Linked DNA regions of Homo sapiens: region 2 is linked to region 1. Evidence: read pairs that join two places in POLR2A ChIA-PET (ENCODE). Cell type or tissue: A673. All regions are shown on one strand. Each heading gives the region's core, and the rest is flanking DNA. Links, peaks and the distances in the headings are about the cores only. Region 1 holds the start of LOC124902614 (a long non-coding RNA gene). Region 2 overlaps KCNQ1 (potassium voltage-gated channel subfamily Q member 1).

Region 1 (16,381 bases), core at 4,951-9,950:
CTCAAAGTTTTCTAGGCCACTTAGGTAGTATGAATTCAAGCCTCCAAGCTGAGCATGGACTAACTTGTGAACATGACTTTCCAGGACAGAACTTGTTCTCCTTCTCTTAGCAGTAATGCAGTTTTCTTTACAATCTTCTCAGGGAGTAGGAGATTTTTCATTGGCCCTCACAATGAAAGCAGAGCCCTTTGAGGGTCCCAGCTTTGTGTAAGTCTCTGCTATGAGACTTCCTGGGGCAGGCCTGGGCTTTGACACATAATCATCTATTCCTGGTGAAACCAAAGCTCAAGTTCATCTCACTCATCAAATACCTTCAGGGCCCCTATTACCTCTGGGGTTCCACTTTCACTGAGTTTTCAGCCTCTAACCTCCCTTACTTCCTGGTCAGCTCATCCATGCTAGCCACAGATATCATTTTAAATTTTCTAATAGCCACTTTTTTAATTTAAAAGAAATAAGTAAAATTGATTACAATAATATATTTTATTTAACCCAATAGATCCAAAATATCATTTCAATATATAATTAATATTTTTAAAACTCTTAAAATTGTTGACATTCTTCTTTTTCATACTGGGTCTTCAAAAGCCACTGCATATTTTACACATTTCAATTTAGACACCGAGTTTTCATGAGAACGACTTGGTCTGTATTTAGATTTCATAAAATTTACCATTGAAAAAGGAGATTCCCATGCCTAAGTCATTTCAAACATACTGAAGGGTTTTCTAATAACCGAATGAAGGATCTATCTTTAAATTTTAATTTTAATTTATTAAAATGAAAATTCCATTCCTGGATCTCAGTCACCACTTTTTTAAGTGCTGTGCCACACAGATTCAGCTATGGGACAGCGCTGCTTTGGACGGGCATGGCCGTGCGCGCGTGTGGGGAGGTGAGTGTGGCTCCCCCAACGTTTACCCAGGCCAGCCCCAAGGAAATGCTCAGTGAGTGCCCATAGAATGTGGTGAATGTGGATGGCAGGGACCATACGGGAGAGCACACTCCAGTAGTTGCCATCTCATGGCCCCAGCGCCCCTCTCCACCCCATGCCCCCAACAGAGATGCATCCCTGCAGACCCCTCCTGGGCTCCTTCTCCACAGCATCCTCCCCAAGTTCCCCTGCCTCGAGTCCCCAGAGCTCATGACCCACGCCTCCCCGAGGTCCCTAAGGAATGTCCGCTTGGGATTCTGGTTCTTTTCCGGTTCTCTGCAGCCAGGTCTGTTCCCTGGCGTAGCTTCGCAACTGGAAGGTGCTGCTCAGCAGACTGTGAGAAGTGTGTGTCGGTGCAGGCAGGACACACTTCCAGGCTGTCCCAGAGGCCAGGGAGCACCTTGCCACTGAAGGGCTGGTTGCATCAGAAAGTTAGGCAGCCTGGACTGCCCTGGCAGCCCCAGACCTGCCTCTCCTCGGCAGCTCCCCCTCCCCTCTGCACCACCCCCCGCCCCCCACACCCAACCCAACACTCCTCTCTCTGCTGCTGGGCTGCTCTTGAGTGACAGGGCCGTAAATAGGCAAAGGCGGGGGCTCTGACTGATCAAAGGGCTCCCTTTAGAAGCCGTCATTAGTTTGCTATTCTGGGAACTGGTTATTTTAAGGTTAGTGTATTTTTTCTTTCCTGAGGAGCCGTCTTAGTGGATGGCGGAGTCCGGAGGGGCTGCCCTTCAGTCAAACCACACAAGCCCTGTTTTGTCTGGGGTTCCAAAGATAAACCTATAATGAAAGCAGCGTTTGACGCTGAGCACCGCCACCCTGTTCCTGCACAGGGGTGGGTGTGTCTGCCAGGGAGTCCCTGTGCCCAGCAAGCTCCGGGGAGGCTTGCAGGAGGCCCCTGGGGCCAGGTTGAGTCTGCTCCCAGGGAGCCTGAGGTGGGAGGTCTTCAGACCTGGCATTCTCACAGCCATCATGGCTTGCCTGGCCAGGGACCGAGGCCCCGTACCCTCCCCCAACTTCAGGCTACCCCCAAAGGCCACCCCTGGAACCAGGCTCAGCAGGCACCTCTGAACCGCAGCCCAGCTCTGCCCAGCACCTTCTTTGGAAAGACAGTGGACCCACCAGTGGCCAGGGGAATGCACACCCCTAAAGTCAAAATGTAAGGAAATGATGATACCCTGTGCTGGCATGGGTGCGGAAGAGCAGACGCTCTTCTGTCTTACTAGGAGGTGGGAATTAATGAAAGTAACAACTCCTGGAAGGGACTCTAGCACTGCCTGTGAAAACTAGAAACCCGTCATCACTCCTAGGAAAGAAAAGCACCAGGGTCGGGCTTTGCATGCAAGCTTTGTCATGTGACAAGCTCAAAGCCATCTGTTTGTCCATAGAGAAGCGTGGTATATACTGAGACACCTCGACGCCGCAGCCCCAGTGCCCGCCACAGACGAGCTTTTGCCGGCAGTCATTGCTCGGGAGGGATATTATTGATGTGTTGCTCAGTAAGAAACCAAAGTTGCCAAGGAACGTGATCGCATCTCTGTGCAGCCACAGCACCCAGGACGCAGCTGGGAAGGGAGGCCAGGGGACAGCTGCGCTCCGGGATGCTGGGGCCGTCGGCCTCCCCCTTCCCAGGCCCAGCTCCTGGGCACTGGGACCACCGTGGGCTTGGCTCTGAGATCCACCATGAGTTCTCGCTTTGTCCAAGATTGAGATGCGCCAGGTAGTTGGTGTGCTCATTTCGAGGTGTTTCTTTTTCCCCCCAGTAAAGTGATGTCACGTGGAGGTGAGTGTGATGGGAAAGGGAACCTCAGAAACAAGGTCCCACCTTGGTCCTCTGGTCTCCCCTGGGAGGACCACCCCCAATCCTAACATCCTGTGAGGTCCTCCCCACTCAGAGGCTCCTCTCTGTGCCACCCATCCTCGGATAGGTTGCCATGAGGTTGCCAGAGGCTGGCAAAGGGCACTTGTCAGCTGCAGATTCCAGCCCTGCCCTGGGACTTGGAGGGGATCATATCCCTTTGACCACCAGGTCATGACCCCCAGATCATATCCCAATGACCCTCTGCCATACCATGAGCCCAAATGACCCTCAACCTGCCACAGAGACAGCCCCCACTAACTGCCACTGGGTGATGGGACCGTGGAGAGTGCCCAGCTCAGAGGAGAAGCCTGTCTGATGTGGCTCCCGTCCTCCTCTGCTGGGGTTGTCTACACTGTCCCCACTCGGTGACACCAGGAGCTGGCATTGCCTCTGGTTCTACTGCTCTGGACAGCCCTGGCAGCAGTGCCCTAGCCTGGCCCAGCACCTACTGAGACAGCCGGGCCAAGCCCCATCCTGCAGGTGCAGTCTCACTTTGTCACTCTTGGTTACCCATGGGACCCTGAACCCCATAGGAGGGGCTCATCACTCAGGGTCCTCATCCAGGTGTGGCCCATCCACACCCAGCATCCAGCTGTGCACACAGGGCCACACACAGACCCCTTTCCCATCCCCCCTTCCCATCCCACACAGGGCAAAAGCCTGACCTCCTCTCACGCCTTTGGAGCCAGTGGCTGGGGTGCAAGCTCTGCCCCCTACACGCGATGGCTGTGAGACTCGGCGAGTCACGTGGGCTCTCAGCGCCTCAGCCTCCTGGCCCCCAGTGGAGGGGACAGGCACCATTATGCCGATCGCTCGCGTGCAAAGGCCCTGTGGCGTGGGCAGTGTCACAAGCTCCTGGCCCAGGAGGCCTGCTTGGCTGATGGCAGAGCTCAGAGGGTGTGAGCATGAGGATGGCATCAGGGGTCTCTCTGCAAGTTCAAGTTCCGCCTCAACCCTACTACGTGGCCCTGGCCAGGCCTCCTGAATCCAGGTCTTGCTTTCCCCAGCTATCCAGCGGCTTCCTGCTTCTCTTACCCTCAGCAATCCCCCAAGAACTGTTCTTTTCCCCACACTAGCGTCTCTCTTTCTTGGGGTGTTTCTCTCTTAGCCTGCCTGTGGGGGACAGTTGCCACCCTCAAGCCTCTCCTGAATGACTCTATTTATAGGCCTCCAATATTGGCCAGAGAGGAAATTTAAGTCTTTTTAAAAATTCAGCTCAAGTGTGTGTCAACTTCTGTGAGTGCAACTGCTTCAGAGAGAGGCTGGGATAGGACAGCAGGCGGCAGGGGCGTGTCAGGTGCCCGAGCAGGACGGTGGCCGGAGCCCGCAGCGGCCGAGCCCTCACTGGGCACCGTGTGCGGATCTATAATCGACAGCATCAATTGCGGGAGTCCGGCTGGGCTGGCCGCCTGCAGGGGCCAGGGCGTGAGGGCGGTGCGGAGCCTTGTCTGTGCGGCAAACCCTGCCTGGCTGCCCTGGCCAACCTCAGAAAAACATGTATTTTGGTCAAAATGGGCCCCTTTTCAAACTTGTCACCCCGTGGGTCAGGGCACAGCCTGCCCCCAGCCGGTTCTGCATATTAAGCAGTGGCTTGGTCACCATCAAAAATAGATGTCCCGACCCGAGCCTCCCCTCCCTCCCGGGGAGGGGACCTGGCCGTGCCGGCTGGGCTGGGAAACCGCGGGCGGGGAAGGAAGGACGGGGCGAACCGGCGGCACAGGCCCAGCACGTCCCGGGCCCTCCCCGTCAGGTGTGGACCCCGAGGTTGTGCGGGGGCTTGGCGGCAGCTGCGGGTGGGGGTGGGGGGCCCGGGCCTCCCGGGCTCGGGTTCTGGCCCCAGGTCAGAGGTGGCGCTGGCGGCAGGTGGATGCCCAGGTCCTCGCCGCGCCGCTCCGGGCGGTGGGACCGGCTTCCTGCCCTGGCTCCGAGCCCGCAGGTGGGGGCTTCCGCCTCACTTTGGACGGTGGCGTCCACAAAATGGCTGACGCGGCGCACGGCCGTCCCTGCACGGAGCCGGTGTTTACTTTGCCGCGCGAACAGCCTTTCGTTGCCCGGGTTCCGAGTGCTCCAGAGGCAGATGGAAATTTTTGTGGATTAAACACGGGGCCGAGGCGCGCTGGGCTGTTTGGGTTGGCAACCTGAGCCCTCCCCACCCCGTTCCGCGTCCGCTGCTTCCCGCCCTGGTCCGGCGCTTCCATTCATGCCTTCCCGGGTCCCTCCGCCACCCCTGCAGGCCCGGCGTCCCCTCCCGCACTCCCGCGGCCTCCAGGGGGTGGCCCTGCAGGCCCAGAGCAGCGTGGGCCTGAACCCCTCTCCACGTGTGGAAGACGCTGCAGCAATAGGAAGGGGCTGCTCCTTTGAGGGCCCTTCTCAAACCTGGAGCCCCTCTGGCCGCCAGATCTTTGTCTGTGAAACAGCAGCCAGTGTGTGGACCAGGCAGGAGTGGATGGGGTGTGTGCCCACAAGTCCAGCACCCAGAAAACCCCCAGCACACGGTCCCTTTTACAGTGGCCTCTGCTCTCAGGAAGGTGGAAAGCGCCAGGTGGATAGGAGGGACGGGGCCGTGACCCCTCCCTCTGCCCAAGAGAAACTCTCTCCCTCAGGTCAGACCCAGGCCTTTCAAGAAGAGGTTGCAGGGTGTGCGGGCTGCCAGGAAAAGGTCTGTGCGGGTGAGGGAGCGCATCCTATGGATATCTAGAGGAAGAGCGTTCTGGGCGGAGGGCACAGCGGTTGTGGGGTGCGGGCTGAGGCAGTGCCTGGACCACCTTGGCAACAGCAGGAGGCACTGGCCAGAGCCACGGACAAGGGGGAGCCTGGGGGCGCAGACCACCCTGTGAGGCCTCAATTAGAGGAGATGGGGGCTTGGGGCCCCGGAGGGCTGAGATCCAGCTCATGGCTTTGGCAGCATTGTTCTTGCACGTTCAGGATTAGCCGAGTAAGGTGAGCCTGACAGCGGGGCCAGCACGCAGCCCCCTGCCCCTCGCCCCCTCCCTGCCCCCAGTCCCCCACATAGGTGTCAAAGTGCACAGCACCCCCTCTCTTCCCCGCCCCCCGGGAGCCGCAGGTCAGGCACACAAGAGCCATCTGTGTGGGCGGCAAGGTGGCTGCCTGTCTGCTGCCCGCAAAGGGATGCTTGTCCAGCAGGGTGAACACCCCGTCAGGGCAGGAGCTGCTGAGGAGATGCTGATGCCTGGGTGACTCATGCTACCTGGCCACCCATCCTCGCTGGGCTACAAATGGGTTCAGCCTCATGGGCATCAGGCAGGGCCCGCCTGGGTGCACCCGACAAACACAAGGGCTCTTGTTCTAAGGCTCTGTGATAGCCCCTCTTACTGAGAGGGACCATATCCAATAACGGGTGGAAATTGCACTAGCAGGGTCATGTGAGGGCTCCGAGCTTTCTCCAGAACCCAGGAATATCCTCAAAACTGAGGCTGGGCACAGTGGCTCACACCTGTAATCCCAGCTCTTTAGGAGGCCAAGACGGGGGGATGGCTTGAGGCCAGGAGTTCACGACCACCCTGGGCAACATAGCGAGACCCTGTCTCTATGAAAATAAAAATAAAAAATTAGCCAAGCGTGATGGTGTGTGCCTGTGGTCCCGGCTGCTCAGCAGGCTGAGTTAGAAGAATCGCTTGAGCCCAGGAGTTCAAGGCTGCAGTGAGCCATGATCACACCACTGCACTCTAGCCTGGGCAACACAGTGAGATCCTATCTCTAAAAATAAAAGTAAGAAGTATTTTTTTTTTAACTGAGGCCCTTCTGGAGGGATGGAGGGACCAGAAGTCACAAGGAGCAGAAAGGAAAAAAGCAAAGGAATCCTTCTGAAGCACTGTGGGCATTTATTCATTCACCTTGTGCCACTGCCTGGGGCTGCAGTGTGAGTAGGGTGGGCTGGCCCCTGCTCCTTAGAATGTACAGCCCCATGGCTGGGCAGGGGGACGCACATAGTGACCCGTAATTACATATCTGTCTGTGTGAAGGAGAAAGTACTCGGTTTTCCCAGTCAGTGGAGTCAGGAGCCCAGAGCCAACCAGGAGTGAGTGAGGAGGAGGAGGGTGACACAGGGTGGAAGAGTGTCCAGTGTGTGCAGCCTTGCAAAGGCCCTAGGGCACGAGGGCACATCCTCCTGAGGCCATGAGAGCAGGTGAGGCAGAGCTGGTGAGCGAGGGATGGCCCGGCCGGGCCAAGGATCCAGGGGTGGCTCCGGCTTCGTGGGAGGAGGGTTACAGGCAGGTGAGGATGCAGTTCCAGGAGTGGTGAGGGGCTGCTGTGGGATGAGGGAGAGCATCAGCACTTTGGACTAGGGTGGAGGCCTTGGGGCCAGCCCCCAGTCTGCCAGCCCCACCGATGAGAACAAGCAGACTGAGGGGAGAAAGGTTGGAGAAGGACCCCGAGCTTCTGCTGTGAGCCCCCACGTGGGGATGCTTTGCTCGGAGGGGTGCTGAGGTAGGAGGGTCAGGAGGGTCTGGAGCTGTATTTGGACTTGGCAGGCAACCAAAACCCCAGTGCTTAGAGATCAAGTGGAAAAGAAAAGAGGAAGAAGATGGGGGAGTGAGAGAGATGGGAAGGCAGTGAGGGAAGCCTTGGGGAGGCCGTGGTCAGGGGCGGCACAGGGGAGAAGCAGGCTCATGTGACTCAGCCCTGAGCCCAGCCGGGCCCCCAAAGATGCTGGACCTTAAAGACACAAAGATGTGATGCATGTGTGTTCACAGATTAGCGGGGAGCAGATGCCGCATGGAGGGGCGTCAGGGAGTACACCGCCTTCCCAGGTGAGGGTGTCCTGGAGGAGGCACAAGTTCTGCTGGGCTGGACTGGACCCAGCAAGAGAGCCTGAGCCTGGAGGACCCCTCTGGCCCCCATCTCCCACTTTCAGCTTCAGCTCTGAAGCCACCACCCAGAACCACATACCTGTTCTTCCCAAGTTTGCTCTCCCTAGCGGAGGGAAAGACGGGAGGTCCACAGATTACCTTGTCTCTTGAAAGCAAGATGCCACCAGTGGGGACCAATGTACAGAGACCAGGCCCAGCCTAGAGTGGGTATAGCTCATCACACCCCCAGAAGCTGTGCGGGGAGGAAGGCAAGCAGGCAGCACAGTCAAGACCTGAGTTTGATGACTCAGAGGGTCCTCTGCCTGTGGTTGGCGGGGGTCCAAGGGGTCTTCCCATCTAACTCGCCACCTCCTCCCACGTCCCACTCAGCTCCACCCCACAGCAGCCAAGAAGCCAGGGCATCACTTGACCTTCCGCTGCGTCAGTCTCCGCATCTCGCCTCCCCTACCCCCGACCTCTCGGGTGCTGTAGGGATGAGGTAGGAGTGGTGGCTATGAACTGGAGGCCTTCGCCTCGGGCTGGAGCTCAGAGCAGTCCCTGCTGCTGCCAGACCTGCAGTTGGGGCACTGCACCCATGTCTGGGGAGGCCACGGACAGGGCCCCAGGGTCTCAGGTGACCTGTCTTGTGTATCCCACTTCGTTTCTCTCTTTCCCTAAAGGTGAAGTTCTGGAGCAAAAAGAGCCTGAGCTGTGAGCCGAGGGGCTCCTCCTCCTCCAAACTGACACCCAGTCACAGAGCAATTGCTAAAGACACAGTCATGCTTGGGCCCAGAGTGGGCCCCACGGAGCTTCCCCCAACCCAGCCTGGCTTGAGCAGGCCCCTGATCTAAACCACCCTACCCCACACCCACTGGGGCTCACCTGGGGTTTGGCCAGCATCCCTAGAAATCAGAAGCCCGCCCCTAATTCTGCCAGCTTCTGGCTTTCCGTTGCCATGGTGACACCCAGCCCCCAGCTACAGATCCCGCCAACTCTTCCCTGCCATTTTGCAAGAAACAATATTTTTCTGCTCCACAAACTTGGCGGGACCCTGCCTTTCCCCGGGTCCATGAGGAACCCCACGGGTTCCTTGCCCTGGAGTCTCTCCAGCTCTCATCCCCTGAGTGCCTCCACAAGCAGGGGTCCCATGGGGCGGGGGCCGGGGGAACAGGGGGTAAGTGTGGCCAACCCCTTGCACAGGGCTTGGAGATGGAGGCCCCTCCCCAGGTGAGACCGGCCTTTGGCCCCCTGCCCCACTCACACAGGGACACCCTTTGTGTTTTTCCACATCTGAGAGCCACCGACATTTCTTAGATGACGTTTTCTTGAACCCACCGTGCTTGGTGCCCGTTAAGTACTTCTACTGCAGCAGCCTAGAACCGACACGTGTGAAACCATTGGCTTATGGCGCAATGCACTTCCTCCCGGCATGCATGAAAACATAAATGTAAATACCAAAATACACAGGGACTATTCGGACACCACCTGAAATCATTCCATGTCCCACCAGAAGCCAGCACGGCCCCTGGCCCCCTGCCAGGTGACGCTGCCCCATGGCAGCCACAGTGCTGATGAAGCTCTGTTTGAGATCACCGCCTGGCTAAGGCCAAGGCGGCCACGTCAGTTCTCACGGCTCCTCCCAAACTGAGGAGCATGGAGGACCCTGGGCATTGATGGCAGGGTGGCAGGAAGCACCCATCGCTTTCCTCTCCCGGATCTTCCCAGCACCCTTCCACCTTCAGCCTTTATACCCCGAGACCAGGCGAGGCCTCCCACTGCCGACCCAGGCCTATCATGGGGCCTGAGAAGTAGTCCTCATTTCCTCACTCTCACACCCCGACACACCCTCTCCATGGGGAAGGAAAACGTGCCCCGAAGGGGCCTGTGTCCAGGTTCCTGCCCACTCAGCCCCTCGGGGCCGTGTCTCCCTGCGTCAGAGCTGGGCCTGAAGATAATGGGCCCACTGAGGTGCAGGCGGTGGACAGACCCAGGAAGACCTCGTGGGTTTCCCAGGAAGACAGAGACTGGGAGCCATTCTTCCCGGCGGCAGCGGCTCTCGGCCTGTCCTTGTCCCCACACAAGCCCCCACTGCTGCGCCGTCCCTCCTGCGCCACCTGACAGATGTGGCGGTGAGAAAACGATGGGGCAGGGAAACGTTCGCCATTCGGTGCCAATAAAGGCCGCCTTTATCCCGACCGTAAATGGTTTCTGTGTGGAGTGAGACTGTGCCTGTCCCGGGCCTAACCCCCCAAGGGCCAGAGAGGCGAAATTAGATCCGTGGGGAGAGATTTTACAACGTATGGGCTGGTGGCAAGTGGCGGCAAACCGTCCCCACGGGGCCACAACGGGGCATTGTTCACGGCCTCACCTGGGCTGTCTCCAGCACCCCAGGATTTACGAGGACTCGGCCCAGAGCCTCGATGCCGGCCGCTCCGGGCAGACCTGGGGGGGTGGCGGGGGGGAGGCCCTGTGAAGAGGAGGACAGTGCTGGGGGCTGGGCCACGGAGAGGCCGGGCAGCGCTGGCCCCAGCCCCCAGCTCCCAGCTCCCCAGAGACAGCCAGCCAGGAACGGGCCCCAACCTGCCTGCAGACCAAGCGGTCACATCGCGAATGAGTCCTCATGCTGTGCGTCCCCCACTGGGCAGCCAGAGGTGTGCCTGACGGGGCCAGGAGGCTGAAGACAACCTTTCCTTGGGCTCTCAGCGATGCCAGCTCCAGCTGCTGTGTCATCAAGGTCGGGCTGGGCTGGCCTCTTCCTAGCAGACCTTCCAAAACCCCGCAGACTCCCGTGGCTGTACCAGCCCTGCACCTCCTGGCCACCTGCCCCTGCGTACCCACCACCCTTGCTCCGGAGCTCGAGGGCCCTTTCCCCACTAGCATCTGACCGCCTTCTTGTATGTCTTGAAGGTTCTTTGCCTTCTCTGTGCAGCAGGGCCCTTTACAGTGTAGTCTGGCCCCTCCTCCTCCCCCGGGCCCCGTACTTCCTCCATTCTGCCCCTTCTCAGGTGTGCGGGACCTTTTTACAGCCCCCTGCTTGTGCCTGCACTCCCTCCCCTGGGAGCCTGCCTCACCCTGACCACATGGCCTTCGGCACCCAGCTTGAGTGTCCCATCCTGTGAAGCCAGCCGGTTCCCCCAGGCACAGGGGATACCTCTTCCCTTTGGGCACCTGCCCTGCGTACTGTGCCAGCCTCCAGGTTGGCCCAGGCAGCCCAGGCTGCTCAGGGTCATGGCCAACCCAGGGCACCGCGGTGGGCAGATGCAGCCCCTTTCCAGGCCAAGTTCAGCCCTCTCACCCTCACAGGGGACCCAATTGCACAGCCATCCACAGCGGCCTTGGGACAATACTGAGTCTTGAGTTAGGGGTGTCTCTCCTCAACCCTGAGAGCAGCCCCTTTTCCCACCCTCAGTGCCCCCACTTGTGGCCCAGGCCCAAGCAAGCCTGCATGGTGCAAACCCACATGGCAGCCCAGGGCCCAGGAATGGCTGTCCAAGAGGAAGGGGCTGGACCGTCCACGCCCTGGGTTCCCAACCACCCTTCCCCTCCTGGTCACCTTTCGGCTTGGCATCAGGAGGGCTTGAAGAAGACTCCTCAGCCCCACCTGCAGACCTAGCTAGTTGCCAACCACCTGGGGTTGTGCCCAGTCCTCAGAACTCACCTGCCCATGGTCATCTGAGCCGTTCCCACAAAAGCCTTCCTTGGGATCCTCAGCCGTCTGGGGGGCCTCCTTACTGGGGTCACCTCAAAAACAGCTGTAGAGGGGTTTGCGGCAGCAGCAGCAGACGTTTTTAAACTAATTCATTGGTGATGGCAAAATTATGCCGAGTTCCCTGAAAAAAAAAAAAAATACCCACTCTATTTCCTCATTAACATAATTGCAAACAGAACGAATTTTCTTGATTTCGTGTAAACAACAGCTTGAAATAGTTTATAATCCTTGCAGGTATCAAATTAAGTTCTTACTTATGGTCTGGAAATTAATTACCCTTGCAGCGAGACAAATGTGAAAACTGTGTATTTTTGACAAGAAAATGAAGCAGCTATTGGGGAAAATGTAACTTAATCGTAGCAGAGAAAATTGTTTATAAATTGGTCGCGTTGTTTGAACTCTCGCCTCTGTGGCTCAGGGCTGGGTTGATCTATGCATGTACATTTGCCTAATTTGGGACAGGGGAAGGGGCTGGAGGAGCAGGAACAGGACGGGGGAAGGAGAGGAAGAAGAGGAAGGAGAGCAGAGGGTACCCGCGTGAAGGGTACCCACGAGGAAGGGGACATTAGACAAGAATGCAGGTGGTCAGGCGGCACTTACCTGGCAGGTGAAATCTAAACAGGCACCTTCAAAGGAGGACAAAGCAGCTCCCTTGGGTAACTAGGAAGAGGACACCAGCTGGCGAGGGGCAAAGCAAAGGACCTGGGACAGGCACGTGCCTGGAACAGAAAGGGAGCCAGTGTGTCTGCATCAAAGTGAGTGAGAGAGCAGCGCAGGAGAGAAACTCTCAGAGGCAGGCAGGGGCCGGACCACGGGGGCGGTGGTGCTCAGATTCCATGTGGCTGTCCATCCATGGTGGGCCAGGAGGTCACTGTTGTGGTGACAACCAGCGCTCTTTGGAATGGACTGAAGTGGAATGTGATGTTTAACTTCTGTAGCTGTAAGTTCGAGTGTGTGTGTGTGTGTGTGTGTGTGTGGTGTGGTGTGTAGCATGCTTGCATGCCTGGACACAGTGTGTGTTGGCATGTGTGGTGTGGTGTGTTTGTATGTGAGGGCAGTGTGTGTGTTTTGTTGTATGTGGTGTGTCTTCTACGTGTGAGTGTGGTGTGTGTTGTGTCTGCATGTATCGTGTGTGTGGTGTTTGTGTGTGTGAGTGTGGTGTGTATATGTTGTATCCAAGACAGCCAAAGGGAAGTTCCAAGGGGCTCGTGCACTCGGTGTCCAGGGAGCAGCATCTGTGCTGTCTGCAGGTAGTCACCGTTCTCCATCCTGTTACAGCAAATACCCTCCTCTGCATTTTTCCCTTGTGTTTGATTTGCCAGGAGCAGAATTTCTGGGTTGGAATCGGGAACATTTAGAGGAGCTTCTCAGTAGAGTTGTACAGAGTGGAAATGAGTCGGCAGGCTGCATGGGGGGTTCCAGTCACAGCACAGAGGGTGTGTGTTTTCGGTGCCTGCCCTCCTGAGCTCCAAGTGTCCCACGCCTGCCCGTCAGTCCTCATGTCTACCTGGGCGACCCCATTTTGAAGATGCAGAACTGAGGTCCGGAGAGGCCTGGGTAGCTGCCTAAGGGTGGGGTAGAAGCATGGTGCCGGCTCAGCCACCCTCAGGTCTCCAGGCTCCCAGCCAAGGGCTCCGATAAGGCTGCTGGGACCTGGGGGCTGTGAGCAGATGCAGACGTCCACAGTTCCCAGGGCTCTGACCCTGCCCTGTCTCCAGAGCCCACAGCCCCACCCAAAAGGCCAGGAGGTCACAGATCTGGGATCCTTTCCCGCCACCTTCAAGAAGGGAATAAAGCCACTTCCTGCTCCATCCCAGTGGCCTGAGGGTGTGGGAGGGACAGAGGCCTCCCCCAGCAGGGTAACCCTGCAAAGAGGGGGCTGACAGCCGTTCCTGCTTCCTACTGGGCAGAGGCTATAGAGGAGGTTTCCAGCGCCTCAGTGCAGGCAGCTGAGCCCAGACCCCTGGGCTGTCCTTGGAACCACTCCCAGCCCCTGCCAGCTTTGTAGCCTCTTTCTTCCCCACCCCACTTGCCTCACCTCGGCCCAAACCTGGGTACTCCCAGCTGCAGCCCTCCCCACTTTGCCTGCTCTGAGGCTGTGTAGGGCCCAGGGAGTGGGGGAAGGGGCCTGGGTCCCGCACAGGATTGAGGTGGCGTTTACAGAACCGGGGGCCAGAGCAGCTGTGGCCGTGAAGGTTCCAAGCTTGAAGTGGAAAGGGTTTTGATGCCAAGGTCCAACGCCCAGCTTATCATTGTGTAAATCTGGGCACCACACATAGCCTCTCTGTGACTCAGTTTCTTCAACCCTAAAATGGGGACATGCTTGCGGGGGTTCAGGAGATCCCCATTGAGCACGGAGAAGAGCAGGTGCTGTCCACTCAGTGACCATCTGCCGTCACCATTCCCCAAGTTATGGGAGAATTCAGCTATGGTAAGAGCAGAGAACAGGATGGCGCTGGGGCAGGAGGAGAAGGTGTGGCTGGCAGGCACTCATGAGGACAGGGTCTCAGAGCCCATTCTAGAGAATGTTCCAGAAGGCATGGGGAGGCAGGAGACCAGGTGTGCCCAGGGTGGGGACACTGGTAATGGGAGGTGCCAGAGCTGGTGACAGAAGCAATGGAGGTGGGTGCAGGGCTGGGGCAGGGCCAGGCAGTGGCTCCTGGGGTGCTGGTGGCCCAGACAGACTAGAGATGGTGGAAGGGTAGAGTGCAGTCAGGTTTGGAGTGGGTCCACTCTTTGCACAGACCAGCCCCCTAGAGGCTCCCCAGTTCCAACAGGATACTGGGCTCCATGGCTGTCACGTGGAGCTGTCTGTAGGTGGACTGGCTTCTGACCCACTCGGGGTGCCGGACCCTGCCCTGTGCCTGTAGGGGCGGGCACTCACCTGCCCTTGCAGTCCCCTCTAGCTCTCCAGCTTCCTGCTGGCCAGTCGTATCAGCTGGCTCAGCAGCAAAGGCTTCAGACCAGGGGACTTAGGTGAGAGAAATTTATTCCTCACAGTTCTGGAGGCTGGAAGTCCGAGAGCAAGGTTGTGGAAGGGTCGGCTCCTGGTGAGGGCCCTCTTCCTGGCTCATAGGCTGGGCCCTTCCTCTGTGCTTACACATCCCTGGTGCTGCCGCCTTCTCTTGCAAAGACGTGAGTCCTATGGGACCAAGGCCCTGCCTTCACAGTCTCCTTTAATATTTATCACCTCCTAAAGGCCTCGTCTCCAAACACAGTCACATTGGGGATTAGGGCTTCAACATGTGAATTTAGGAGGGCACAGTTCAGTTCATAACACAAGTCCTCCGTCGGGCCACTGGAGCCTGGGGAGATGCCCCCACTGCATGCTGAAGGGCAGGAAGTGAGGGAGGGGAGAGCTTGTTGCGGGGGTGTCCTTGCCTCTCAGGGCCACGCCCACTGCCTGCGCCAGGGAAGACCAGCAGTGACAGGGATGGTGTCCCCGCAGCCCCTGGGTTAACACTGCCTCCTCCCTTGCTCTTCTTGGCAGCACAGACCTCAGAAGGCTGGAGCCCCGGGCAGGCCCAAGCACAGAAAAAGCCAGAGCAGGGTCTGGGGTCTTTGCCTCCAGTAGGGTGTTGGGGGAGCTTTGTATTCTCTGTGGCTGGAGGCGATTTCGCCAGCTGCGGAGCGGGGCGCGGTGGGCACATTCACCCAGACTCACACCGGCCCAGGACGTGCTGAGGGTGTTGGGGCCCATCCACCCTCCACTCCGCTTTTCCAGGGGTCAGGCAGGGGGAGGCCACAGGGTGCCCAGCTTCAGCCACACCCGCCTTCTGACAATGCGAAGCCCACCTGGTCTGTGAGCTGTCGCCTCTGTCCTCACAGTGACAGAGCTGGCTTTGAGGGCAGCAGGACAGGGGTTTAGCCCTGGCTCCGGCCCTGTCGCCAGCCGGCAGCACTGGGGCCACCAGCACAGCCTCCCAGCCCTCACCAGTATTAACTGTCATCCCAAGGGGGCCACTGAGGCAGCGGGGAGCCTGCCCTGGAATGTGCCATCCTCGGGCGCAGGCAGCCCTTCATGGGCCTGCCCAATGTCTATTAATTAAGCCCCCTGGAGACTCCAGGAGCTGGGGGCCTTGGCTCAGTGCCCTCTCATAAAGTTCTGCTCTCTGGGGACCGTGGCTCTGGCAGCCACCCTGCCTCTCAGGAGCCAGCCTAGTGCCTCCTGGGTCCCCAGGGTATAGGGCCAGACCCCAAGGCTTAGTGGCAAGAGGCCCAGCAGATGCTCATTCTCCCGGTCAAACCCCTAGATGACACTCACTGGGGAACAGAGGGGCTGGGTCCAGGAAGGAGGCGTTTGCAGGGCGGGGTTGTCTCCTGAAGACTGCGAGCTAGAGGGGAGAAGCCACTGCATGCTCCCAGCCCTTCACCTCACAGTCCCGGAATGGGGAAGCTGAGTGGCCACCCACCCTTGGACGTTCCCTGAGCATTTCCCCACTCAGAGTCCAGAAGCCCCCAGCCCCAGCAGACCCTACAGCGCTACCTGCAAAGGCCAGACCGGCCAGCCAGGGAGGTGGGCTAGACAGTGCCCTGGCCACCACAGGGCAACCCCTCAGCTCCACTTCGCCACCCAGAGGAGCTGGCCCTGGCCACTCTCTCAGAGCAGGAGGTGACATGAAGGGAAGGTGGCAGGATGGGAGTGCCCATCAGCCGGAAGGCCACGGGAGTCAATGGTGAGGGGCAGAGTGAGCAAGGGGCTCAGGGTAGCCCAGAAAACCCAGCCGGGCCCCCCCCCCCACGGGCACCCAGGAACCGCCCTGGCTTTGCTGGAGGACCTGCCATGGCTTTGCCAGAAGACCCTGGGACTGTCTGGAGCATCCTCCCAAGGACTCGCCCCTAGTCAGGAAAAAATAGGGCCCCGGAGTCAGCAAGGGCTTCCTGGGGGCCCAGGTCAGCCTGGACGGTGGCAGGACTCGGCGAGGTGGGGATGGGGCTTGGAGGATGTGGCAGAGTTCCCATGGTGTGTGTAGAATGATATTCCCTCCAGACCACGGTGCCTTCTGGGCTCTGGAGAATGCACCTGTGTTCCCAGGAGCTTTAGGGGTACCCAGGTGGTGTGATGG
Region 2 (13,385 bases), core at 6,904-11,903, 73 kb before region 1:
GTCCTGGCACTGCTTCTGAGGAGGGTGCCTTTGAGGGGAGGCAGAGTTGGCTCACGGGAAAGGCTGGCCCTGAGGCATGGCAGGTGGCAGGTGGCTGGGGCTGCTCACCTGCTCACCTGTGTCCATCCCCTTGGGCAGCACACAGCCAAGTCCTTTTGGACCAAATTGGATCACTGCCAAATGGTATGCCCAGCCTTGCTGAATCTCTACCCATCTGTAAAAAGGAGAAATCGTTTCTGTGCTCCCTGCCTCCCAGAGAGCCAGGGAGAGGCCAGGATCCAAGGAGGTAACGGCTTTCTAGCCCTTTGGAAACCTGAGTGGGGTTTTGTGCTTGCATCTCATTTAAGCCATGAACACTTGCCGGCTCTCTATTCATCCACACCCCCTGCATTTATTGAGTGCCTTCTGGGTGCCCGGCCCTCTACTAGATGTGGGAGTTACCGTGTGGGATGGACTGACACTGGTGACCCCTGCCTGGGGGAAGCAGACTCTAGCTGGGCAGCCTGGCCTCAGGAGATCATCACAACCCTCGCTGGGGCTGGGGTGCAAATGGGGCAGGAACAGGAGTCCGGCCTGGGGGATGTTAGACTCACCAGCCATCCCCTGGAAAGCTGTGGGGAGACTCAGAGCAGAGCCCCCAGTAATCATAGTGAGGTATTTAGGGATAGAGTGGAGATCTCGCCCACATATTCCCGAAGCCACCAGGCCAGACACCGCCCCAGCTGAATGCATGCTGGCGGCCCAAATGTTAGACACTCTTCTCTCTTAGGTGGTTTGAGGAGACTTAGGGGCTTCCATATTCCCCTTGGAACATGAAGAAGGGGCTGGCTAAGGCCCCCATCCCTGCTCAGGCCTACAGGAGAGCCCTGTGGACACTCCAGCCTCAGCCTTCCTTGCCATCCGCAACCACACCAGTGGCTGGAAAGCCAGAGTCCCCTGGCTCCTGCACTTTTTCTGCACGGGACTCCCTCACAGCCTCTGGGTTGGGAGCACACATGGCATCTCCTAGAGAGTTTGGGGGCTGGACACAGGGAGGAGGCAGCATGGGAAATGGAAGGACTGCAGCCCCCGCCTCCCTCCAAGGCAGTTGTCAGAGCAAGATCAGCTCCCTGGAAGACACCCGGGTTGTAAACAGGGTGGGGCAGGGGTCCTGGTAAGTATGAGGAACCAGAGACCTGGTAAGTATGAGGAACCACCCCTTGGCATGGGGCACCCAGAAGGCAGCAGGCTAACGACTCCCCATGAAATTAACAACTTTGTGAAGCATTTGGTATTTGGGGGATTTTACATTAGGGTTAATGAGCCTCTGAAATGAGATCCCGGAGAGGGGCCAGGACCATGCCTGGGATGTGGCTTCCGTGGACTGAGCAGCCTGGAGCCCCTACTTGCTTGGTGTCCCGAGCCAGCCGGACCTGCATCCCGCTCCTCCTCCGCTCCCTGGAAACGTTCCCTGAATCACATTGTTCACTGCGCTTCTCAGGCCTTCTGGGCTCTTCCTCTGCTGCTCGCCATAAAAACTCTCCAGTCATCTTTTCCGCTGTGGTTTTTATTGTTTTATTTTATTATTCCAGCTATATTACGTTGGGAAGAGCTACAGAAATGGTTTCTTCTCCCCCAGATTCCAGAACAAGTCACAGCCATTGTAGATTTTGATTAATCGCCATCCCCATTATTTCTTCACTTTCTCCAGCTGAATTTTTCCCACTGTGGGAAGGGGGTCTGGAGGACAGGCACCCTTGTTGGCCGTGGATAGGTTTCTGTTCTCCCTCGACCCACCCAGCAAGAGAAAAAAGTGAGCTGACATTATGGGTCGGCCCCTGTTCTGGAGGCCACAGCCACAGGCTCTGCGGGCCTCTGGCCGAGCTGGGTTGCAGGAGAAGCCAAGTGCCGGGTGAAGGCCTGGGGAGGAATCTGGGTTCTCTTGGCTGCTGGTAAGATTATCCATTAAATCCATATTCCTCACTGTAGAGTTCATGGATTCAGAGGATATACCGTATTCTGGCCGTCTTACATTACTGCAATATTGCTTCCAGATGGGCAAACGCGCGCTCGGAGCCTGGCCCTGCAGACACGATGGCCCAGCACGCCGCTCACTGCCGCGCCTTTGTTCTCTGCTTCCTGCTCGGTTCCTGCTAACTCAGGGAGCTCCAGGTGGCTGCCACTCAGGGGTGTGTGGGGGGCGCCTTGGGGCACCCAGGCCTGCAGCCCTCCCCCACACAGGCAGTCTCCACAGAGATAGAGCGCCAAGGATGCGGGCCAGGACTCTTTCCGAGCCTCTCCTGTTGCTGGGGCCTGCTCCCTGAAGGGCACAGTCCTGGGCAGGCGCAGTGCCCAGGCTGGAGAGGTCCTGCGTCTCCATCTCATCCACAGGATAAGTCAAATGGGAGCATTCCAGCATTCCGCATCTCATGGGGGGGTTGGGCCTCACCTCCCTGGCAGCCCACTCACCTCACATGGCCTGAGCCGCAAGGTCAGCCCCCTCCCAGGCCCGTGAGAGGCAGCAGGCACTATGGGCGAGCTGCCTGCTGGGCCACAGGCTCTGGTACTCTCCTGGGTTGGGGCTCCCGGGGTAGGGCTAAGTGTGGTGGCAGTGGAGTCAGGGCAGCTGGACAGCCCCTCTGCCATCAGTGAGAACTGTCTTCTCTCTGCTTCCCCTGTGCACTTCTGAATCCCCAGGGCTGGGCACAGGGCTGTGACGCCATAGGTGCTCTAGATAGATGGAGGAGCTCACAGCTGCAGGGAGTGTTGGGTGGACATATGGGGTGTGGGGGGCGAGGCCAGGCTTCACAGAGGTGGAATCTCAAAGGAGGAAGCGGCATGCCAGGTGGCGGACATAGCACCTGCAAACGCCTGGGAGGTGAAGGCACCAGCTGTAGCCAGCATCCCAGAAAGGGACACGAAGCCCTTGGGGCCGGGGTGGTAGGGGTAGGAGAGCATCTTGAGGGTGGCTGCAGCATCGTCGTCATCTTTCCAATGGTGGCATCCCTTCCCCAAGCAAGGGAATGATGCAGACAGAGGTGCCTTTCAGAAAGAATGGAGGTCCTGGGGACCTGACTTCTGGGTCCCTCAGGACACATGCTCTCCAGCTCGTCAGTGTTACCTGGATACTCTAATGGGGGCACAAAGCCAGGGGGGAGCCTGCAGGAGGGGCCTAGCCAGGGCCAGGTGTCACACAAGCAGAGCTCCAGGGTGCAGCTGGGCAGATTGCCGGTGGTTGGTGCTGGTGAGGAGTAGCAGGGTGGGGTCCGGCGGTAATGCCACTGATGATACTTGGCGAGGATGACCGCAAGTGTCTTGACCCAAACATGAGATGCCCCTCACCCATCCTCCCATGAACCTCAGCATGGGCACCCCATGCCACCCGCTCCATTTACAGCCAAGGAGCCTCAGTAGAGACACAGCTAGAAAGTGGCCAGCTGGGGTTTGGTGCTGAGCCTCTGTCTGACTCTCTGCTCTCTGGAGAGCTCAAGGGAACCTGTAAAGACCTGCGGGCTGTGTCATGGAGGGCCCTTACCCCGGAGGAGCCAGGAAGGTGGACAGAGCAGGCAGGAGTGGGGCAGGAGGGGGCTTTGCAGATTACCCAGACCCTTTGTTGGCCAGTGTGGGAATGGGGGGAGGCCAGGGAGGACCCCCTGCAGCCTGGCTCAGGCAGGGGCATGTGTGAAGGCCCAGGGGGAAGAGAGCAGCCAGGTAGACTTCGTTTCCAGCCGGAGTGTACCTGGGGATGCCTGTGCCCAAGCCTTCCTCTTCCACCACCCCTGCTGGGGTCCCCTGGGACCCATCCTTCCAAGCCCCTGCCAGCCTTGGAACCTGTGACTCCCCAGGTGGTCAAACACAGAAGGACCTCTTGGGGGAAGGGGAACCAGCAAAGGGGGTATGGGGAGCCCTCTGGGGCACCCTCATATCACACCCTGTCCCTCTGGCCACATTCCAGCTGGCCCTGCCTGTGAGGGTTGACCAGCTGGAGCAGCCCCGCATCCCACATCCCCGCAGCCTTGCGCTGGTCTAAATGCCTCCCAGCCTCCTGAGGTTGAGGGTGGCCACACCAGCCAGAGCTTGGGTGATTGAGTGGGTAGAGGGGGTGGCCAGAGTGGGAACCATGGTGATGCAAACCATAAACCTGTCCCCCACGTCACCTCCAAACCCTTTGGGCTGGCCTCTTGGTGAGGAATGGCCCTGGGAGAGGCTGCCCTGCCTTTGACCTCTCATGCACTGAGAGTAATGGGCAAGCGCTGTCTGCAGAGCACTGACCCCACCGCCGGGGTCGGAGCCCCTATTCCTAGCCTCCCTTGAGCGTTTTGGTTGCCGGATCCTCATTAATGGCTGTTTGTATCACTTAACAATTTTTCACTTTTGGAGGGGTCGTGAATAACCCCAAAGCAACATGTACCCTCTCCGGGCCAGGCTCAAGCGGTCCTCTCACTAGGGAAAGAAGTCAGAAAAAAGCTCCAAGCTGAAGCGCCCACACCTACCCTCTGCATCAGATGTGCTGCGGCTCTCAAGGAACCCTCTAGGGCACAGCTTTGGGGAGTGGAGCTGCGTGGTCAGCTGGCCAAGCCACAGTGGGAAAAGGTGGCCCATTGGCCAGAACACAGTCCCCAAGCCTCCTCAGCTAGGCTCTCGAGGAATGGCTGGGTGTCCTTTCTCAGCAGAAAAGCCTTGTCCCCAGCCTCCAGGGCCAGGCTCCAGCTTCCCAGGCGTGTGCTTCCCACCCAGGCTCTTGTGGGTTGGCTTGCCAAGCGGTGTTAGGACACGCAGCTTCAGTTCTGCAGGGCCTGGTGGAATTCCATTCCCTGCCTCCCAGAAATCTTATCTTGAGGGCCGCTCAGCTACAGTAGGCCCCAAGCCCCAGAGACTCCAGATTCCCCACTACGGAAGGCAGCCGTGAAAGGCACGGGCAGCGCGGTGCTTCTCCTTCAGGAGGTGGAACTGGGTGGCCCGCATTGAACAGGCCAGGAGCACTGGTGTTCTGGATCCAAAGCAACCATCTCTTCCCACATTTGGAGGGAGCCGAGGGCAGGCAGGAGCCAGGACCCAGTGCATCCTGAATACTGGGTGACTGGCAGACATCACTCTGGCCCAAGGCCAGGCCTGCAGTAGGAGCTCTGTGCATATCCCCTATGTGAGTACAGGAACCTCAGTGGTGCCTGTGGAGCTGTTCAGTGGGCCCTGTATTCGCCAGCACAGCCATGGTCCTGCTGAGTGACAAACAGCCCCCCAGATGTCCTGCCCTCTGGTGCTGCTTGTCCACCATGAAGTGGCCGGGGCTCTGCTCAGGGACCCAGGTGCTCTTGCAGACAACCCAAGTCTTCCTTCCTACTCCTGGCAGGGCAGGCAATTCCACTGATGGCTGCAGTGCGACACAGACTGGGCCTGGCATGGTGTCCCTCAGACCCCACGGCTTGGTCGGGTCACCTGGGCCATTTCAAAGGCTGTTGGGGAGCAGGAATCACAAGCTGGATGTCAGCTTGAGGGTTACCCCAGAGTGAGAGCCTCGACAGCCAGGCCCTCCCAGGCTTCTGTGATCGCAGCCCACACCTCTGCGCACAGTATGCCAATGTTCCCCAAAATCTACATACTGAGAAGGTAGACAGCAAAGCCACAGGGAGACTTCTGGGTAGCCCAGGTGGAATTCTTCCCTTCCTGTTTCCCAGTTTTCCACCCTTTTCCCTGGCTTTCTTCCAGAACCTTTTAATGAAAGTGCCTCTGCCCCACCAGGGCCTGGCTTAGGATGGGTGAGGGAGAGGAGCTCCGGGAGGTCACGGCCCCACCCAGGAACGTTCCTGTCCCAATCCTCCCATCCCCATATTCAGGAAAGTTCCCCAGGCCCGTATGAACTGGCTTCTTAATTTTGTTTTAAACACAAGCTTTCAGAAGAGCAGAAACGGAAAGACAGATGGCAGGAGGTGCCGCAGGGCAGCACTGGGGAGCCTGAGATAGAGAGCGGGTAGACAGGAAAGCAGCTCACAGCGGCTGGAGAGCAGGGAGCACACGCCTGTCCAAGACCTTGGGCCAGAGGAACCCCCTCTCCCCCGATGGCCCACTCGCCCCAGGGCCTCCAGGTTTGAGCCCCCCGGGGTATTAGCCCAGCATTTTAGGGGCTGCCGTGGTCATGGAGTAAAGACCACACCTGGCATGGCTTCCTTGGTTTCTGAAGGCTGCGAAAGCTGCGTCTGTCGCAGAAGTGAACCTTGTTTTGTTTTGTTGATGGGTGTAGTCTCAGGGCATGTTCAATGTCTGTGGAGCTGCCTCTTCTGGAAGAGCCGGGTTGACACCCGCGTGCCCCGTCCTGGCTTAAACACTTTGAGGCCCTCCCTGCCCTCGGGGGAGCTGAGAGCCCCACTGCAGCCCAGAGGCCCTCCCCTGACAGCTGCCTTCCTCTGCTCCGTCCTTCCCCACATCCCCCTCACACACCTTGTGCTTGCTCTGGGCTTCAGGGGCCTGAGCCCCAGGTAGACCCCCACACTTAGGGTGCCTCACCACACTCCATCCCTAGCCCCAGACTGGCTTCCCTGCATCTGGCTGACCCCCTCCTCACCTGCCTGTTTCCACCTCAGGGCCCCTCCTGAAGCCGGAACTTGATCCCCGCAGCACCAGCCCCTCCCCGTAGCCTCATGGGGCACAGCTCTGAGGATGTGGATGAGCAGAGGGGAGGACAGGGATGATGAACCCCAGGAATTGGCTTCCAGTGGATGCAAGGCTGACTCGTACATGTCATGGAGGATAGTTCGGGCATCTGAGCTAGCTGAGGCTCCTTGGAGCACATGCATGGCCTGGACTGTCCAGAAGTCGTCTACGTGCTTTGTGTAGACGCATGACTCCCCAGCTGGCTCCGTACTAGATGACCTGGGCTAGGGCCACTTATATCTGTCAGGGGAAGGGCAGTTGCAGTTAGGACCACACTAAAAGGTTAATGTCCACGCTGGTGTTGACCAAGCCCTGGACCCTGCTGTGCCAGGCACTCCCATCAGCATCCAGGTGCCCATTTTACTACAGGGATCTGAGAGCTGGCTAGGCAGGCATCCCGGGTCATTACTGGGCCTGTAAGGGCCTTCATGTCTGCACCCTCCCTGCCATGCACCTTAAGGTCAGGAAGTCCATTCAAATGCAGATTCCTGGGCTATTCCAAGAGTTACTGAATCCCCACCCTGGGGTGAAGGCTTGGCGTCTGCCAGGGACCATAGACCACAGATACTCATCTACGCTTGTGACCCCCCTCCCGCCCCTGAGTGTGTGCTGGGGCAGGAGGCCCTGTGGCAAGTGGAGCCCCAACCGCAGAGCACCATCTCCAGCCGTGTGCTCTCGGGTGCAGAGCTGACCTCCCAAGTCTCAGGCTTCTTGTCTCTCATTGGGGGTAACAATGGCTATGTACATAAGATTAGGAGAACACACAGAAGGTGGTGCTGGCTAAAGCCATTATCACAGGCTGGTGCCTATAGTCCCAGCACTTTGGGAGGCCAGGCGTTAGAGACCAGCCTGGGCAGTATAACGAGACTCTGTCTCTACCAAAAAAAAAAAAAAAAGAGCCATACAAGGTGGTGCGTGCCTGTGGTCCCAGCTGTTTGGGGGCTGAGATGGGAGGATCGCCTGAGCCTGGGAGGTCAAGAGTGCAGTGAGCCATGATGACTGTGATTGACGTGTTGACCAGGCACTCAAAAACAAACAAACAAACAAACAAAAAAAAAAACCATTATCACCCCCTGCACACAAATCCCAGAGTTCAGAGAACACAGATCAAAATAAGAAGTCAGAGAATCCTCTCCAGCTGAAAACCCTCATTTGTTATCACCCAAATGCTGCCTGCTGGCTGGCGAGCCTTGCTGGTGGTGGAAGGCCCAGCAGTAGCAAAGGAAACCAGGGCAGGACAGTGTAGGAAGTCCTGCCCTCGGATCATTTGGGGAAATTGGCACCTGTGTTTCTCACCACACAGTGTTGGGTTGGAGAATGGGCCTGGGTGCAGAGCTTCGGAGCCAAACACCGTGCTGGTTTCAGAGAAACAAACAGCCCTGATGTAGCTGTGGCCCTTGGAGGTGTCCGAATAGTCCATCATTTTCAGTGACAGAAAGACGGAAATGGACACAGATCAAACCTGCATCACAGATGTATAGCTAGGTCAGCGAACCACTCAAAAGACCCCAGGGTCTGACCCCTTGCACGCCTGGGCGGAGGTGGAGCCGCTTCACCATACATGCAAATGTAGCAAACTGCAAAATGTCCCAAAACAAGTCCCTTACTGTCCGTGTCCCTCCATGCCAGCTCACTGGAGGGGCTCCTGCTGAAAGAGGTGGGGTTCAGTTCCCAAACCCACTGGAGGGTTGCAAGGAGACGCTTCTAGTATGTTAGACAGCACAGTCTTCCAAATGGACTGTGGGCATGATGGATGTGTAAAGAATCGAGAAGCCAAGTGCCCTTGCCATTTGTTATCTTTAAAAAGTATCGGTGGGCTCATGGGGGCTTGAGTGTCCTGGCAGCTCTCCTCATCCATCCTATGTGTACACTCAGGCACGTACTCCCTGGCTCAGCCGCCTTCCGGGGCCCGGCTACAGTCAGGCCTCCTTCGTGCTGAGCATGTGCTGGCCCTGCCTGGGGACAGCTGAAGGCCAGGAGGAAGCTGCTGGCCTCAAGAAGGCCTCTCGAAGCAGAGGCAGCCCCCTCGAAGCTCACCTGGCCTCTCTCTGTAAGGGGAGAGGGACCCAGGGCTGACCAGAGCAAGCAGTGTGCCATTAACCCCTACCTGTCCAGAACTCTGAGCTCCTGTGGGTCCTTCTCTGAGTGTCCTATGTTGGGGGTGTCAGCCTGGGTGTCAAGGCTGAAGAGGGGAGCCTCCTTGGCCACTGAAACGGAAACAGCATTAGCCACCACCAGCCCCTTCCCCCTTTTGCAGGGCGGCTCCCAGAACCTAGGAGTCCATGCTACCTGTGGGGTTCATAGTGTGTCCCTCTCAGCCAATGGGAAGTCGTGCCCTTGGATCATTTGGGGCAAATGGTCCTCGTTTTCTTCATTATATGGTGTTGAGTTGGGGAACGGCCTTGCTGGGAGTTGGGGCCTGGCCTGGACCTCGAGGCCACTGGGGACTTGGCTACCTGAGGGAGATGAGGTTGTTCCCAGGGTTTCCTCATCCCAGGGGCTCTCAGATTTCCAGGGACTCGGGCAGGCACAGCTTTCCAGGCCAGAGCCATGGACGGTCCCTGGACACCTGCAGCAGCCAGGCCCCAGATGCAAGAAAGGGTATTTGTTTCTTAAAGCTTGTAAAGAGTTTCTAAAAGGTGGGGAGGGGATTGGTGGGGGCCTGTCTCATGTTTTCCATTCTGGACGCCGGGGGGACATGTTGCTGGGGCCAGACCAACTCCAGGGAGACAACTCGACAAGTTACGAAACATCCAGCAGCATCCACGACTAATTTCTTCCCCCTGTTTGTCCTACCGTGGAGGTCGAGTTAAAAGGCAGCACTTCGGGGGTTGAAAAGCTACCCGCAGGGGTCTGCTCGTGAGGGACCCCCGGGCCTCTGCAGCCTTTGTTCAGAGGCAGCTAATAAGCCGACTCCCGCTGGGCGCTTTGTAGCGAGGCCGCTGTTCCCAGTCCTAGCTCAGCCTCCCTGCCTCAGAGGGCTGGCAGATCAGCAAATTGCTGTCTCCAGCTCGCAAGAGGGGCAGGTCCAGGGATGTGTTTCACCCCCAAGGTGTGAGTGGAATCAGCAAATTGTATCAAGAAATATTTCTAGGGATTTACATTCCGGCGGTCAGCAGCCTTTGGGAGGCTTTACTCCGCCTGCAGGGGTGGGAGGCCTCGCGTAGAGTTGGTGGGGGCAGCAGAGCCTGGGTGTTTCAGGAGGACCCACTCACTCTGGGCCACTTCTGATGCTGCAGATCACGCCAGGCAGGCCTCCGGCCGTTTGTCTCTTCCGACAGCAGCGGTGGTGATGGTCCCCTCGGCCTGCCTGGCCTGCAGCAGCCCTGGCTGGAGGCTGACCGAGCCTCCGAGGAGGTTCACCTGGAGCTGTCTGTCCATCCATCCATCTGTCCCTTGGCCCCTTTAAGAGGCCTTGTCCCCTTTGCCAGTGCAGGGAGACCCCACCGTGGACTTCTCATTGGGACTTCCAGTGAGACCCAACTCCACTGCCTGGGGATACCCTCACCCCAAGCCCAAGGAGCCTGTCCCTACGCACACCCCCTGCCCCTGGGAGGCACATGCCGAGCTTTCCTGTCCTCCATTTGGTGGCCGCCTCACCTCCATGGGGTCGCAGGGCCCACACAGACAGCCTACTATGGTCCTGGCAGGCACAGGGTATGGGAAGCCCTGTGCCCCTGGGATCAAGCTTGGATCCTGAGGTCCTGAGCTTGGTGAGTCAGGGCTGGGGAGCCACAAAGCCAGCATGCTCCTGCCTTTTGGGGGTCCCAGGTGATGTGTCATCTTACCAGGTGTTGACAGGTGGAGAGAGGTAGGCTGGGTGAAGATAGGAAAGGACTATGGGAGGCCAGGGCGGGCCTCGGGTGCATGCCTCTCTGTGGCAGTGACATTTGTACAGAACGAGGCAAGGCCAGCCCATCCTGGGAGCTGAGTGCTGGACCATGGGGGCTGCAGCCTGGAACTGAGCCCAGAGACTGCAGCATTCAGAGGTCAGGGATCAAGGAGGACCTCACAAAGGAGATCGGGAAGGTGGAGGCTTGGTCACCCCCAGGAGGAGCTTTTTCTAAGGAAGGAGAGGCCAGCATGTCAGCCACGGCTGGTGGGTCCCACTGAAGCTGAGAATAGAACTGGCAGTGGGGTTTGGCCACATGGAGGTCCTAGGGGAGCTGATGAGAGCGATGCCGTAGCCAGGGTCGGCAGTGGCGGACCGAGAGTGCTTCCCTTCTCACGTGGTTGGGAGTCATGACCTGTTTAGTAAATAGGCTATGGCAGCCTCTTGGAACTTAGTGAGGTGGCTAAGCTGCCCCTAGATAGCTGTGCCCTGTGACCAAGACCCTTCCTCCCTCCTTCCCTCTACCCCACCAGGCTCAGCCAACTGACACCAGGGCCCTGTGAGGCAGTATCTGAGCCACCCTTCTGAGTGGGAGCTATGGCAAGTGCTGCCTTAGCGGAGTGGGGGTGGGGGCATGTGTCACTCCCAGGACCAACTGGCAGATGAAGGTCTTTGGGCACTGCAGCTGCCACCTGGGGTGCCTCGGGGCAGGCTCACCTCACACCCTTGTGGGCCAGCTGCGGCCCAAAAGCCTCCTGGCCTCCATTCCCGTGCCAGGGTGGTCTGAGCGGAGAGGACAGGGGGGATCCCAGACGGATCCTGAAAACAGGCTCCGCCTTCCTCTGTGGCTCTGCCTTCCTCTTGGCTCCGCCTTCCTCCGTGGTGGCCTGAGAGGGGTGTGGTGCTGCTTGTCCGTGGTGCTCCACACACCTGCCACAGCTGCTTACCCCACTCCCTGCCGCCCTGGACAAGGTGCCCACGGCCCTGTCCCATTTACCGTTGGGGCAAGTGAGGGACGAGGAGGCTCCGCAGCCTCCCCCGGGACACTGCAACCCTCAAGACTCCTAGCAAGCCCCTCCGTCTCAGAGCCTTGGTGTCCCCATCTGTAAAGTGGGATGTGACAATACCCTTCTTGCTGAATGGGCAGGGAGAGAGGAGCTGTTAGGTGAGACCAGGTGGTACTTGGCAGCTGTGGCACGTGGAAGCCCTACACAGGCAGCCCCACACCTGGTCCGCTGTTCTGTCCTTACTGTAGCAGTGGGCCTGGAGGCAGTGGCATTTAGAGAGGACCCTGAAGTCCAAAGAGGGGATGCCAGCCTCAAACTCAGCAGCTCGAAGTAGCAACAGCCTCGAATCCCTCACACCTAGCGGTTGGCTGGGCAGGTGGACTGGTCCGAGCTGAGTGGTCTAGGATGGCCTTGCTCCCGGAGAAGACCCTTGGCAGACAGCCTCTCCTCTACTAGCTAGTGGGGCCTCACTAACCGCTGGTGGCCGCAGGGTTCCCAGCCACTCGGTGCACATGTACTCCAGCCTCTCTGTGTCCCATTTGCTCATGACATGGTGGTCAAAGCAAGTCACGGATTCCAGGGGGACCTCGGGACGAGGAAGTCACACGTTGGGGGATGTGCCGCAGGGATGGGGCATCTCAGCCTTTGTATCTGCCGTGGGCGTGGAGGCATTTACTCTTTTCACCGGGGGAGCAGAAATCAGAACATGGCTCTCTGTGTCTGACACAGAGCCCTGTACTCCATCTATGCAGCCCCCACCACCTCTGCACACAGCCCCTCCGGTGGTGCCTGGGGGCCCAGGCTTTTGATAGAGAATCACATCTGGACCAGGACGTTCTGGTAAGATCGCCAGGGGGCCGCGACAAGGAGACCAGGAAGGAAAGACAGAAAGAAAAACACGCACAGATCCAGGCTCAGATGATATACAGTCCTCCTCCCGGCTCAGGACCCCTTTGCGGTGTCACCTTTCGGCATGTAACCACTTATTCTGTCAGGGAGGAGAGCCCTCCCGCTCCACCAGGTGACGGCCCTAAATCCTCAGGAGTGACAGCGTCCTCCCGCCCGGATTGGGTTTCTGCACAGTGGAATGGAGCTGGCAGCCAGGGTCCCTGTCCCGCCAGCCCTAGGCCTCGAACCCTCCCTGGCAAGCTAACACTGCCCTTGGAGGAAGGAGGGTGGGAGGGCAAAGAGAGAGAAGTGGTGGGTGGCAGCGAGCAGGCTGTCCTGCAAGGCCGTGGCTGCACTGAGGGCAGAAGGGGCCTTGTCACCTAGGAAGGACCCCACTAGGAACCCCTTCCCGCGGAAACACAGCTTCTCCCCTTGGGTGCCATTGCAGCTGCACCCAAGCCTTGCCCTTCCCTCTCACTTCGCTCCCCAGGAGGCGACACTGTGATTGTCCTGGGCTCACAGAGGAGGACGTGGGGACCTGCCCAAGGAGACACAGGCAACAGAACCAGGGCTCAGAGTTGGGGGAAGGGGCCAGTTCACCCACAGAGGGTGGAGTCACTGGGCTGAAGCTTCTGGCCATCGTATGGAGCTGGAACAAGGCACTGGAAGGTACCAGGCCTCAGCGTTCTCAACTGTGAAATGGGAACACGGTGGTCTCTGTCACAGGGTAGAGATGACTGATCCAGTAACCTGGACAGGGTGCCGAGGGCAGGGTCTGGTGTGGCTATCAGGAGCCACTGGATTGGAACTTGGTGTGCCACCAGGGTCCCTGTCCGTTTAAGAAAAGCCTGTGGGCCCAATAGAGAAGCACAGGGTCTGAGAAGCATCAGACAATGACTCCTAAACAAGCTCACGTCTTGAAGCAGTGCTGGACCCGTTTCAGCTCCAGGGGAGAGCCAGGGCAGGGTGGGGCAGGCACGGATTCCTGACGTGGAGACAGGAGGAAGCCGACGGCCATCTGTGCTCAGACC

Evidence for each region. ChIA-PET counts read pairs that join two places held together with the same protein. Peaks named below come from ENCODE experiments on the same cell type or tissue, not always from the same donor. Only the 100,000 strongest peaks of a DNase experiment are listed, where the experiment ranks them.
Region 2: POLR2A ChIA-PET joins it to region 1 with 5 read pairs; 2 of 35 experiments call an interaction of 5 or more read pairs at or near these places.

The regions. Positions count from the first base shown.
Region 1 is chr11:2,787,111-2,803,491 of GRCh38, forward strand. All of the region lies in intron 15 of KCNQ1 (potassium voltage-gated channel subfamily Q member 1), which reads left to right. It overlaps LOC124902614 (a long non-coding RNA gene), which reads right to left and starts at 13,014. Exons shown (of 3, transcript XR_007062554.1): 1 at 11,916-13,014; 2 at 11,265-11,436; 3 at 6,985-7,065. RefSeq lists enhancers at 9,689-10,190, 12,692-13,629. In A673, for the core only: no CTCF peak of the experiment used is centred there; no DNase peak of the experiment used is centred there; H3K4me3 peaks cover 13 bases; H3K27me3 peaks cover 46 bases.
Region 2 is chr11:2,711,825-2,725,209 of GRCh38, forward strand. All of the region lies in intron 11 of KCNQ1 (potassium voltage-gated channel subfamily Q member 1), which reads left to right. Among named protein-coding and RNA genes, the nearest start is that of KCNQ1OT1, 19 kb to the left of the region's middle. RefSeq lists enhancers at 2,080-2,722, 6,605-7,504, 8,406-9,305, 11,107-12,007, 12,008-12,907 and 1 more. In A673, for the core only: no CTCF peak of the experiment used is centred there; a DNase peak (open chromatin) is centred at 9,477.